Regions from separate parts of the Homo sapiens genome. Here all the other regions are linked to region 3. Evidence: chromatin contacts called from ENCODE Hi-C or POLR2A ChIA-PET data. All regions are on one chromosome and are shown on one strand. Each heading gives the region's core, a stretch centred on a gene start or an enhancer-like site at or near the end of the contact. The rest is flanking DNA. Distances are from core to core; before and after follow the strand shown.

Evidence for each region. Hi-C counts contacts between places; a loop is a spot of excess contacts on that map. ChIA-PET counts read pairs that join two places held with the same protein, here RNA polymerase II (POLR2A). Pooled maps may share reads with other maps.
Region 1: a loop to region 3 is called in a pooled map, with 3 times the contacts of the local background. The contact joins the enhancer-like site here to the promoter of LINC00910 in region 3. A Hi-C loop is called at or near these places in 5 of 50 pooled maps. POLR2A ChIA-PET finds 5 or more read pairs at or near these places in 7 of 52 experiments (BJ, H1, HEK293T and 4 more).
Region 2: a loop to region 3 is called in a pooled map, with 3 times the contacts of the local background. The contact joins the enhancer-like site here to the promoter of LINC00910 in region 3. A Hi-C loop is called at or near these places in 1 of 50 pooled maps. POLR2A ChIA-PET finds 5 or more read pairs at or near these places in 2 of 52 experiments (AG04450 and Caco-2).

Annotation. Positions count from the first base shown.
Region 1 is chr17:43,515,968-43,519,328 of GRCh38, forward strand. DHX8 (DEAH-box helicase 8) reads left to right here. Exons shown (of 23, transcript NM_004941.3): 18 at 1,200-1,355. Among named protein-coding and RNA genes, the nearest start is that of ETV4, 29 kb to the right of the region's middle. Within about 2 kb of position 1,901, at least 3 of the 41 ENCODE cell types and tissues checked have a DNase peak (open chromatin) inside an H3K27ac peak, as active enhancers do.
Region 2 is chr17:43,590,465-43,593,859 of GRCh38, forward strand. No RefSeq gene overlaps it. Among named protein-coding and RNA genes, the nearest start is that of ETV4, 46 kb to the left of the region's middle. RefSeq lists an enhancer at 1,719-2,218. Within about 2 kb of position 1,852, at least 21 of the 41 ENCODE cell types and tissues checked have a DNase peak (open chromatin) inside an H3K27ac peak, as active enhancers do.
Region 3 is chr17:43,387,319-43,390,590 of GRCh38, forward strand. It overlaps LINC00910 (long intergenic non-protein coding RNA 910), which reads right to left and starts at 1,580. Exons shown (of 6, transcript NR_027412.1): 1 at 971-1,580. It also overlaps the pseudogene RNU2-4P. RefSeq lists enhancers at 1-146, 147-662, 953-1,706, 1,160-1,389, 1,707-2,460 and a silencer at 1,303-1,597.

The DNA.
Region 1 (3,361 bases), core at 651-3,150, 130 kb after region 3:
ACTACATTTTTTTTAATTAAAAAAAAATCAGTGTTTTTGAAGTAGTGTTTTATTATTTTTGAAAAACAGAAGAAAAAAATTTACCCACCATCCTACTACCTCCACTGTTATTATTTTGCTGTTTTTCATTCCAGTCTTTTTTCATGTTTATTTCTTTCATGGTTGCAATTTTAGTAGTCAAGTAAGTATGCAGTTTTGTATATTTTTTTGAGTATTTAATTTTCCTATTAGAATAATACATGTTCAATATTTGGTAAAATCTAAAGAAAATAGACCTCATCTGCAAGCCTACTATCAGAGTTAGCCACTGTTAACATTTTAGGGTTTTTTTCGCCTAGTCATTTCCTTCTAGTAGTTGATATATAAAGACTTTTACTAAAATTATTTTACATTGTTTCGTAACTTGCATTTTGCATTTAATGCGAATGAACATTTTCTTCTGTCATTTAACATTGCAAACATGATTTTTATTTTTATTTTTTATTTTATTTTGAGTCAGGATCAGTCTTTGTTGTTGCCCAGGCTGTAGTGCAGTGGTGTGATTACGGCTTACTGCAGCCAGCCTCGACCTCCCCAGGCTCAGGTGATCGTCCCATCTGAGCCTCCTGAATACTGGGACTACAGGCGTGAGCCACCACACCAAGCTAATTTTTGTATTTTTTGTAGAGATGAAGTTTCAACATATTGCCCTGGCTGATCTCGAACTCCTGGGCTCATGCAATCTGCCCACCTTGGCCTCCCAAAGTGCTGGGATTATAGGCATAAGCCACGACGCTTGGCCTGCAAACATAATTTTTAAAATGACTGCAGAGTCATCATTGGGATGATTGACGTAATATGTTTATTTCACTTACATTTTTGGTCATAACTGTGGGGATGGTGTTCTGTCATCTTGTTTTATGCTTTCTCTTTTATATTGCGCCACACTATTTTGAAGATATATGTCTCAGATCTGTATAATATTTCTTCCATTAACCCTGCTTGTATTGCCTCCCTCGAACAAACTTCCCCGAAGTGCTGAGTATGGAGAGGGGAAGATAAGAGCATTGGTAGTCTTGGAAATGGTCCCAAAGGAAGTGAAATCAACCCCATTTCTGATTTTGCCAGTTGTTAATTGTCCCCCTTTTAACAGATATCCTGGGTAAAGCTGTTAAGCAGTGTTTAACAGATATGTTGCTTTTATATGCCCACCCCTCTAGGCTCAGGCAAAGCAACGAGCTGGCAGAGCTGGGAGAACAGGCCCAGGGAAGTGTTACAGGTTGTACACAGAACGTGCCTACCGAGATGAAATGCTGACCACCAACGTGCCGGAAATCCAGAGAACCAACTTAGCAAGCACAGTGCTGTCACTCAAGGTAGAAATCACTGTCTTGTTAAAATGGGTTGGTGGAACAGTCCAATCCTGGCCTTCATAAATGAATTTCAGTTTTATGAACCTTGTTAAATACTTTAGTAACCTCATGAAAGCAGTCCCTTTGAGTGAAATGCAAATGGCTGTGATAACAGCCTCTCACGGCAGGTCTGGGGCTAAGTTGGCATGTCTGCTGTGAACACACATTTTTTCTTACCATAACAACCAGCAGGATATTAGGTTGTAAAAGGTTCTAGTTAGGAGCATTTTCTAAAAGGAAATTAGAAAAATATAATCAATGCCAAACTGTGGACACACACACCTAACCTCAACCACTTTAGCGCTCAGATCCAATTCTGTTCTTTTAGAACGAGAGAAAACCCCCTGTTCAAAAACTTTGCAAGGGAACTGTCAGTACAGATTTCAGACTGGCTCTCAGGGGCTTGGTTTTCATTCTGAATCATTGTTCTTCCTCTCTCAGTCCCCAGTGAGGACTTCATTCTCTTTTGGCAGGAGGAGCTGTATGAGTAATTTCCCAGCTGATGGCGTTTCCCCCGACACTGATGCTACCCTGGAGCCCTGGTACTTTCTGGTGCAGAGTGCTCTGTTGTCATTTATTATTTATTCCCTGTCAAAGAGGCTAAAACAGAGCTTTGGAAAGAAAAAAGAAACCTACTCCAGTCTCTGAAGTGCCAACAGAGAGGCATCTGTGGCTTGGACTTCAGCTCCAAACTGCGACTTTGGGCAAGTTTATTTACTTTGCCCTCTGCTCTGTGTTCTGCTCTGAAAAAGGGGCTGTTAATAGTATTTGTTGGAAAGATAAGTGAGATAATGTAGGTAAAGGCACTTGGCACAGTGCTTGATGATTGCTAACATAATTCATCATAGTTATTATTCACACAATAAACATTTATTGAACACCTGCTGTGTTTATGGTCACAATCACTTTATGAGAAAGAAATAGAAAGCTTAGGTCCTACCACATCACACTTTATATACACTTGAATCGTGCATCATTCAGTCGTTTCTTTTATTCATCGAATTAGCTAATGTATTGAACACATGCTACATGCCAGGCATGTAGATTGCACTGTGGTGGTTTTGTGAACATAGTTTTTACCCAGTGTGAACTCTCTGAAAGCAGGGGCCATATCCTGGCCATCTTTATATCCCTCCCACCTAACATGGTATGAGATCCCTCATAGATATATAGTAGAAATGATGTATGCAAGAGACAGGACAAGTTGGTAGACTATATTATTATTATTATTATTGTAAAATACATAACAACATTTACTATTGTAAGCTTTTTAAAGTATACAATTCAGTGGCATTAAATACATTCAAGATGTTGTACAACCATCACCAACATCCATTTCCAGAACTTTTTCATTGTCCCAAACAGAAACTCTGTACCCATTAAACAGTAACTCCCCTTTCCCCCTTCCTCTATCCCTTGGTAACTACTCTTCTACTTTTTACCTCTCTGAATTTGTCTATTCTAGATAGCCTCATTTAAGTGGAATCATACAATATTCTTTTGTATCTGACCTGTTTCTCTTAGAATAATGTTTTCAAGATTTATTCATGTTATTTTCAAGGTTTATCCATTTATTTCATTCCTTTCTAAGGGTGAATAGTATTCTGTTGTATGTATATACCACATTTTGTTTATCCATTCATCAGCAGATGGACATTTGGATTGTTTCTACCTTTTGGCTATTATCAATAATGCTGCTGTGAACATTAGTGTGCAGGTATCTGTTTGAGTCTGCTTTCAGTTCTTTTGGATATATACCTAGAAGTGTAATTGCTGGGTCATGTGCTAATTCTGTATTTAGCCTATTAAGGAACCACCAAACTTTTCTACAGTGGCTGCAACATCTTACATTCCCACCAGCAATGCATGAGGTTTCTGATACCTCCCGTCCTCACTGACATTTGTTAGTTTCTGTTTTTTAAAAAAATTATAGCCATCCTAGTGGGTATGAAGTGATATTTCATTGTAGT
Region 2 (3,395 bases), core at 602-3,101, 200 kb after region 3:
GTAAATGAATGAAGGAATGAATGGATGGAAAGGATGCCATTGTAGGGGGGAAAGAGTAATATCTATTACTTTTATTTAAAAAAAACTTTTAATTTCCACTTCTAGGCATATATCTTTTCCTTATCTGTCACAAAGTTCATGGCTTGAGATCCCTATAACAAAAGATAGATTAACAAGAGAAAAGCATACACATTTATATAATAAGTTTCCGTGACATGGGAGATGAAGACCCAGGGAAATAGGGAATACTGTGTATATTTTATGCTTAGGTTTAATGAGGAGTAGAGCGTTGTGTAGAAACATGATGGACGAGGCCAGGCGTGGTGGCTCACGCCTGTAATCCCAGCACTTTGGGAGGCCGAGGCGGGTGGATCACTTGAGGTCAGGAGTTCAACACCAGCCTGGCCAACAGGATGAAACCCCGTCTCTACTAAAAATACAAACAATTAGCTGGGCATGGTAGCGCACGCCTGTAATCCCAGCTACTCGGGAGGCTGAGACAGGAGAATTGCTGGAACCCAGGAGGTAGAGGTTGCAGTGAGCGGAGAACACACTACTGCACTCCAGCCTGGGAGACAGAGCGAGACTCCATCTCAAAAAAAAAAAAGAAGAAGAAATATGATGGAAGAAAGGGGGTATGATCTAATAGTAATCAACTTGGGGGAGCTTAGCAAGGCCTGTTTCTTCAGATTCTTCTCTGCTTCTTCATTCCTTTCCTCTGGATATAGGGAGGACCCCTCTGGAATGAGGGTCTTATGACCTACTTTAGAAGAAAGACAGAAAATTCTTTCATGATCTGCTTCAGGGGAGAATAGTAGCAGCAAGTCAGAGAGATCTTCCTCCTTCTGCTGCTTTTGCCGAGGTGCTGTATTTTGGGGTAGCATGTCCTGAACTCCATCACCATCTTGTTTGCCCCTTTAGGATCTGCCAGCAAGATTTTGAGCAAAATCCTAATCTCTGGCCTCATTTTAGAGCTTGTAGCATCAGGTTTGGAGGCTAGGGGTTCCTGGTGCCCCAGCACCAGAGAGGAGGGTGAGAAGGCCACCTTGGGAGAGCTGGGCCATTTCAGGGGAGGAAATTAAAACTAAATTGCATTAATTGGTTTTCATATTGAACCCTGCTTCTTAAGTGTGCTAAATGTCTGGTTAAACAAATAGCTAAAAAGATAGAATCACTTTGCTATCATTTTTTGTGGTAAGGGAAAAGACAAAAAAACAAAGATGTTGATTTAAGATATAGCCTAGGGCTGGGGGGCTGGGGGAAACCTGGTGAAGGCTCCTGTTGTTTGGGGTCGGAGGTCGCAGGAGCAGCGGCTGCCTGGGGATCAGGCTCAAGGTTCTGGAATGATGGAAAAACCTGGCCTGACGCTTTTCCTCAGCGGACCCTTCACTGGCTAACAGGAGCCAGCTGAGCGAACACAGAGGCGCTGTAACCGGCGCAGATCCCAGCTTCCTCTGAAATTTCCAGGCCTCTTTTTTCCTGTCGGATTCCAGACAGATGAAATTTTCCTGGCCCCGGCCCATTCCTGGCAGCATCTCCCCTCTGAATCATCATAAATCAGGGCTTGGCGGGGAGCGGTGGGATTTTCCTGATTTTCCTGATCGACACGCTGCTGCCCTGGTAAAATGGGGCTCCGTTTCCAAGGCTAAAAATAGCTCTGGGGTGCTTGCCTGAGTTCTCCCCATCGCAAGTTGCTGCTTCGTATTGTAAATATTCATATCTGTCTATGATTATTATTTCATCGAGAAGGGCTGTGGACGTGCAGATGCGGGCCGCTGGGGGCCTCGGTGGTCTGAAGTGACACCATTGTTCACAGGATCATATGCGGGGGCCTGTGCATTCCTCAAAGCCTCCATCATCCAAGGAGCCCCCAATTAATTTCAATACAAACACCGGATATGGCCTCCCCCGCGCCTTTGCAGCCATAACACATGAGGTCATGCTGCTTTGGTTAACCCGAGGAGTTGCAGAGTGAGATGGGGAGGCTTCTAGGCCCCAGGGGAGGCCTGGGGTATCTGCCCTGCCTGGTTTAGGCGAGGCTGTTTACTGCAATGGGGTCTACGGCACACCCACACTCTCTCGCCTTCCTTCACTCAGAAACTGAAATCTCTGATTCCCGATGTCTCTTCCCAGCCACTCTCCCCATCTCTAGCCACTTGGCTGCCAACCCACCACCCACCCCTGTGGTTCTTTGCAAACTCCTTACCCTCCGTGCTCTTGCATACACAGCTTCATTCACCTGGGGCATCTTTTTACCTCTTCATCAGGCTCCTTCTGGAAGATTCACCTCAGGAGTTTCTTCCTTCAGGAAGCATTTCCTGATCACTCCATTCAGGGTTAAGTACTGTTTTCTTGGCTGGGAGCAGTGGCTCATGCCTGTAGTCTTGGTACTTTGGAAGACGGAGGCAGGCGGATCACTTGAGCTCAGGAGTTCGAGACCAGTCTGGCCAACATGGTGAAACCACATCTTTACTAAAAATACAAAAATTAGCTGGGCACAGTGGTGCATGCCTGTAATCCCAGCTACTCGGGAGGCCGAGGCAGGAGAATCGCTTGAACACAGAAGGTGGAGGTTGCAGTGAGCCGAGATTGCGCCAATGCATTCCAGCCTGGGTGACAGAGTGAGACTCCATCTCAACAACAACAACAAAATTAAATTTAAAAAAAAAGTACTTGCTGGGCGTGGTGGCTCGCGCCTGTAATCCCAGCGCTTGGGGAGGCCGAGGCTGGTGGATCACCTAAGGTCAGGAGTTCAAGACCAGCCTGGCCAACATGGTGAAATCCCATCTCTACTAAAAATACAAAAAAGTAGCTGGGCATGGTGGCAGGCGCCTGTGATCCCAGCTACTCAGGAGGCTGAGTCAGGAGAACTGCTTGAACCCGGGAGGCAGAGGTTGCAGTATGCCGAGATCATGCCATTGCACTCCAGCCTGGGCAACAAGAGCAAAATTCCATCTCAAAAAAAAAAAACTACCACTTTCAGCCGGGCAGGGTGGCTCACGCCTATAATCCCAGCACTTTGGGAGGCCGAGGTAGGTGGATCACAAGGTCAGGAGATCGAGACCATCCTGGCTAACACAATGAAACCCCATCTCTACTAAAAATACAAAAAAATTAGCCAGGCGTGGTGGTGGGTGCCTGTAGTCCTAGCTACTCAGGAGGCTGAGGCAGGAGAATGGCGTGAACCTGGGAGGCGGAGCTTGCAGTGAGCCGAGATCACTGCAACTGCACTCCAGCCTGGGCAACAGAGGGAGACTCTGTCTCAAAAAAAAAATTCCACTTTCTCTTCTGTGTTCCTACAGCTTATTGATTCTCAAACATTAGCCCTCATCAGAATCGCATGGAGGGTTTGCTAAAACACCGATTGCTGGGCCCCTCCCAGTTTCAGAATCAAT
Region 3 (3,272 bases), core at 330-2,829:
CTATCTAATATAATTGTTCTCTGATAGAGGACGTATCAGATATTAAACTGATAAGAACAGATACTACACTTGATCTTAGCCAAAAGGACGAGAAGAGATGTCGTCGCCTTCCTCCCTGCCATCACCGTCCCACTCTCATCTACATTCAAGACGCGGTGAGAGCCCCAGCCTCGCTCCTTGCCTCATTCACTTTGTCTTGTCCACACCAATATTGACGCCATTACACACTCGGGCTGATTTCTTATTCTCCACGTTTTAAAAGAAAAATCTGCCGGGCGCAGTGGCTCACGCCAGTAATCCTAACACTTTGGGAGGCCGAGGCGGGTGGATCACAAGGTCAGGAGATCAAGACCATTCTGGCAAACACGGAGAAATCCCGTCTCGACTCAGGAGCTCGAGACCAGCCTGGGGAACACGGTGAAACCCCATCTCTACTAAAAATACAAAAAAATTAGCCGGGCGTGCCGGGCGCGGTGACTCACGCCTGTAATCCCAGCACTTTAGGAGGCCGAGGCAGGTGGATCACGAGGTCAGGAGATCGAGACCATTCTGGATAACACGGAGAAACCCCGTCTCTATTAAAAATACAAAAATTAGCCGGGCGTGGTGGCACGTGCCTGTAGTCCCAGCTACTTGGGAGGCTGATGCAGGAGAATCTCTTGAACCTGGGAGTCCGAGGTTGCAGTGAGCCAAGATTGCGCTACTACACTCCAGCCTGGGCGACAGAGTGAGACTCCATCTAAAAAAAAAACAAAAACAAAAAAACAAAAATTAGTCAGGCGTGGTGTCGCGCGCCTGTAATCCCAGCTACTAGGGAGGCTGGGCAGTAGAATCACTTGAACCCGGGAGGCGGAGGTTGCAGTGAACCGAGATCGCGCCACTGCACTCCAGCTTGGGCGACAGAGCGAGACTCTGTCTCAAAACAACAACAAAACAACAACAACAACACAAAAACCAAGAGAAATCTTACACCAGTTCTAGTTCCGGGGTTTCCGGGCTTTCATTTCGAATTTGCATGCCCTGCCCTTTCCCAGGAGGCGTGGCCACCGCGGTTGACTCCACCCCCGGGCCCGCCTCCAGCTAAGGAGCCGCGGCTGGGCTAGGGGCGACTTCCTTGTTTGTATGAGCGAAAAGACTGAACCAAAAGAGACAGGGGGTGAAAACAAGATAGGTCTGTGGAAGAGACCTGTAGGCGGAGAGCGGTCCCTGTTTTCCTGGAGAAAGACGAGTCGCAAGATATCATCACCAGGGGAAACCAGGCTGAGCTGGATCTTTACGTCGTCACCAGTGGGCGGGGAGACCAGCCTTGTACCCACTGGACAGCGGGCCCATTCCGAGTCAGGGAAGCAGAAGGCCTGGAGGAGCTTCGGGGAGCAGGGGCTGGAGTTCCTCTGCCAGGCAGGAGGCTGACACCAGACACCGGGCAGAGGGAGGCGGCGCATGGACGGCGAGGGCCCAGCAAGGATTCTCCCCAGCCCCTGTGCCTGCGTCTCCTGCGGCTTCTGTGCGCGGACCGTGTCCTGTGCTGTGTAGGGAAAGCTGCTTCTCTGCTTGGGACGTGGATTCCTTTACCCTCCTCCTCGCCTGACTACTTCTGACGCGGGTCGTCAGGACTCCGCTTGGGTGTCACCCGTCCAGGAAGCCTCCCTTAATTAAGGGCCCTCGGCACCCACCCCATATGTGATTAGCAGCCCTCCTGTGTATTTCATCGCACCTCGTTGTTTATATCAACTACTCCACTCACCACCCTTCTGGGCAGTCCTTTATCTCCCCCTCTGAAATCCGATCGCTGAGGGCTGGGACCCTCATCAGTACTTATCCCCGTTTCTCTGCGCTAGTCTAATTAGTGCCTGGCAAGTTGAAGGCGCTCAGTAAACGTTTGTGGAGCGAAGAAACGACGGATAGGGCGTAATGAGCACGACACACGCAATCAGAGAGGACGCAGTTAGGAGGCTATTGGCCCGGGGCAGGCGTGAAGGGGGAAGATCGGGCTCGGGGTGGGAGGACACCAGAGGGCGGGGTGACTGTCGGGGTGCTCTGGAGGAAGATGGGCGTCAAGGCCCCCAGCAAGGTTGGGATAAATTTTCTCTCTGAGGCACAGACTGCCGCCTGTAGCGTCAGCATTTACCATTCCCGTCCTCCTTCCTAACACAACAGTTGAGATGAGAGTTTATGGCTCTTTTATTTGATTTCAGAAAAGCAAGAAGGTATCATAGATCCGATAGTGACACTCAGTCAGTCATGCTCCCCCTGCAGGATGGAAAGCCGGATGGCAGGGATTGCCTGGTGAACAACCAGGTCAAAAAATATAAACTGTGCCTTTCCCAATGCCAGCCTCGGGTCCGAGGGCTCTACGTGCATTATCTCTTTTAGTTCACTCGACAGCCCTAAGAGATGGGCGTTATTATTAGCCACGGCCAGGATTAGGGTGAGGTCATTCCTCTAGGTTCGAATTTCAGGGGGTGATCCTCCAGAACCCTTCAGTAATCAAAATAAATAATAGTTCAATGCAATATATCTTATCTCGATTATAAGATAATCAAGCCATTTATCTGGATTGCTGAGTCTTTTGGTGCCCCCTTATTTTTTTTTTTAACCTCTCAGCAAGTGTTTCCCTCATTTCACTTTACCCCAGTCTCCACCGAGTCATTGTCATCTCCATTCTATTACCCTGTGAAGTGCAATATGGCAGCCACCCACCTCGGCCTCCCAAAGTGCTGAGATTATAGGCGTGAGCCACTGCGCCTGGCCTGTCTGTCTGTCTGTCTATCTATCTATCTATCTATCTATCTATCTGTTCTTTTTTCTGAGACGGAGTCTCGCACTGTCGCCCGGGCTGGAGTGCAGTGGCGCTATCTCAGCTCACTGCAACCTCCGCCTCCCGTGTTTAAGCGACTCTCCTGCGTCAGCCTCCCAAGTAGCTGGGACTACAGGTGCGTGCCACCACACCGGACTGATTTTTTGTATTTTTAGTAGAGACGGGGTTTCACCGTGTTAGCCAGGATGGTCTCCATCTCCTAACCTCGTGATCCGCGTGCCTCGGCCTCCCAAAGTGCTGGGATTACAGGCATGATCCACCGCGCCTGGCCATATCTATCTATATTTTGAGACAAGGTTTCCCTCTGTTGTCCAGGCTGGAGTGCAGTGTTACAATCACGGTTCACTCACCATACACCAAGATAAATGCCAAGTGGGCCAAAGATTTCAAAGTGAAAAAAATGGAACTATAAAAGTATATAAGGGCCAAGGCCAGGCGCGGTGGCTCACGCCTG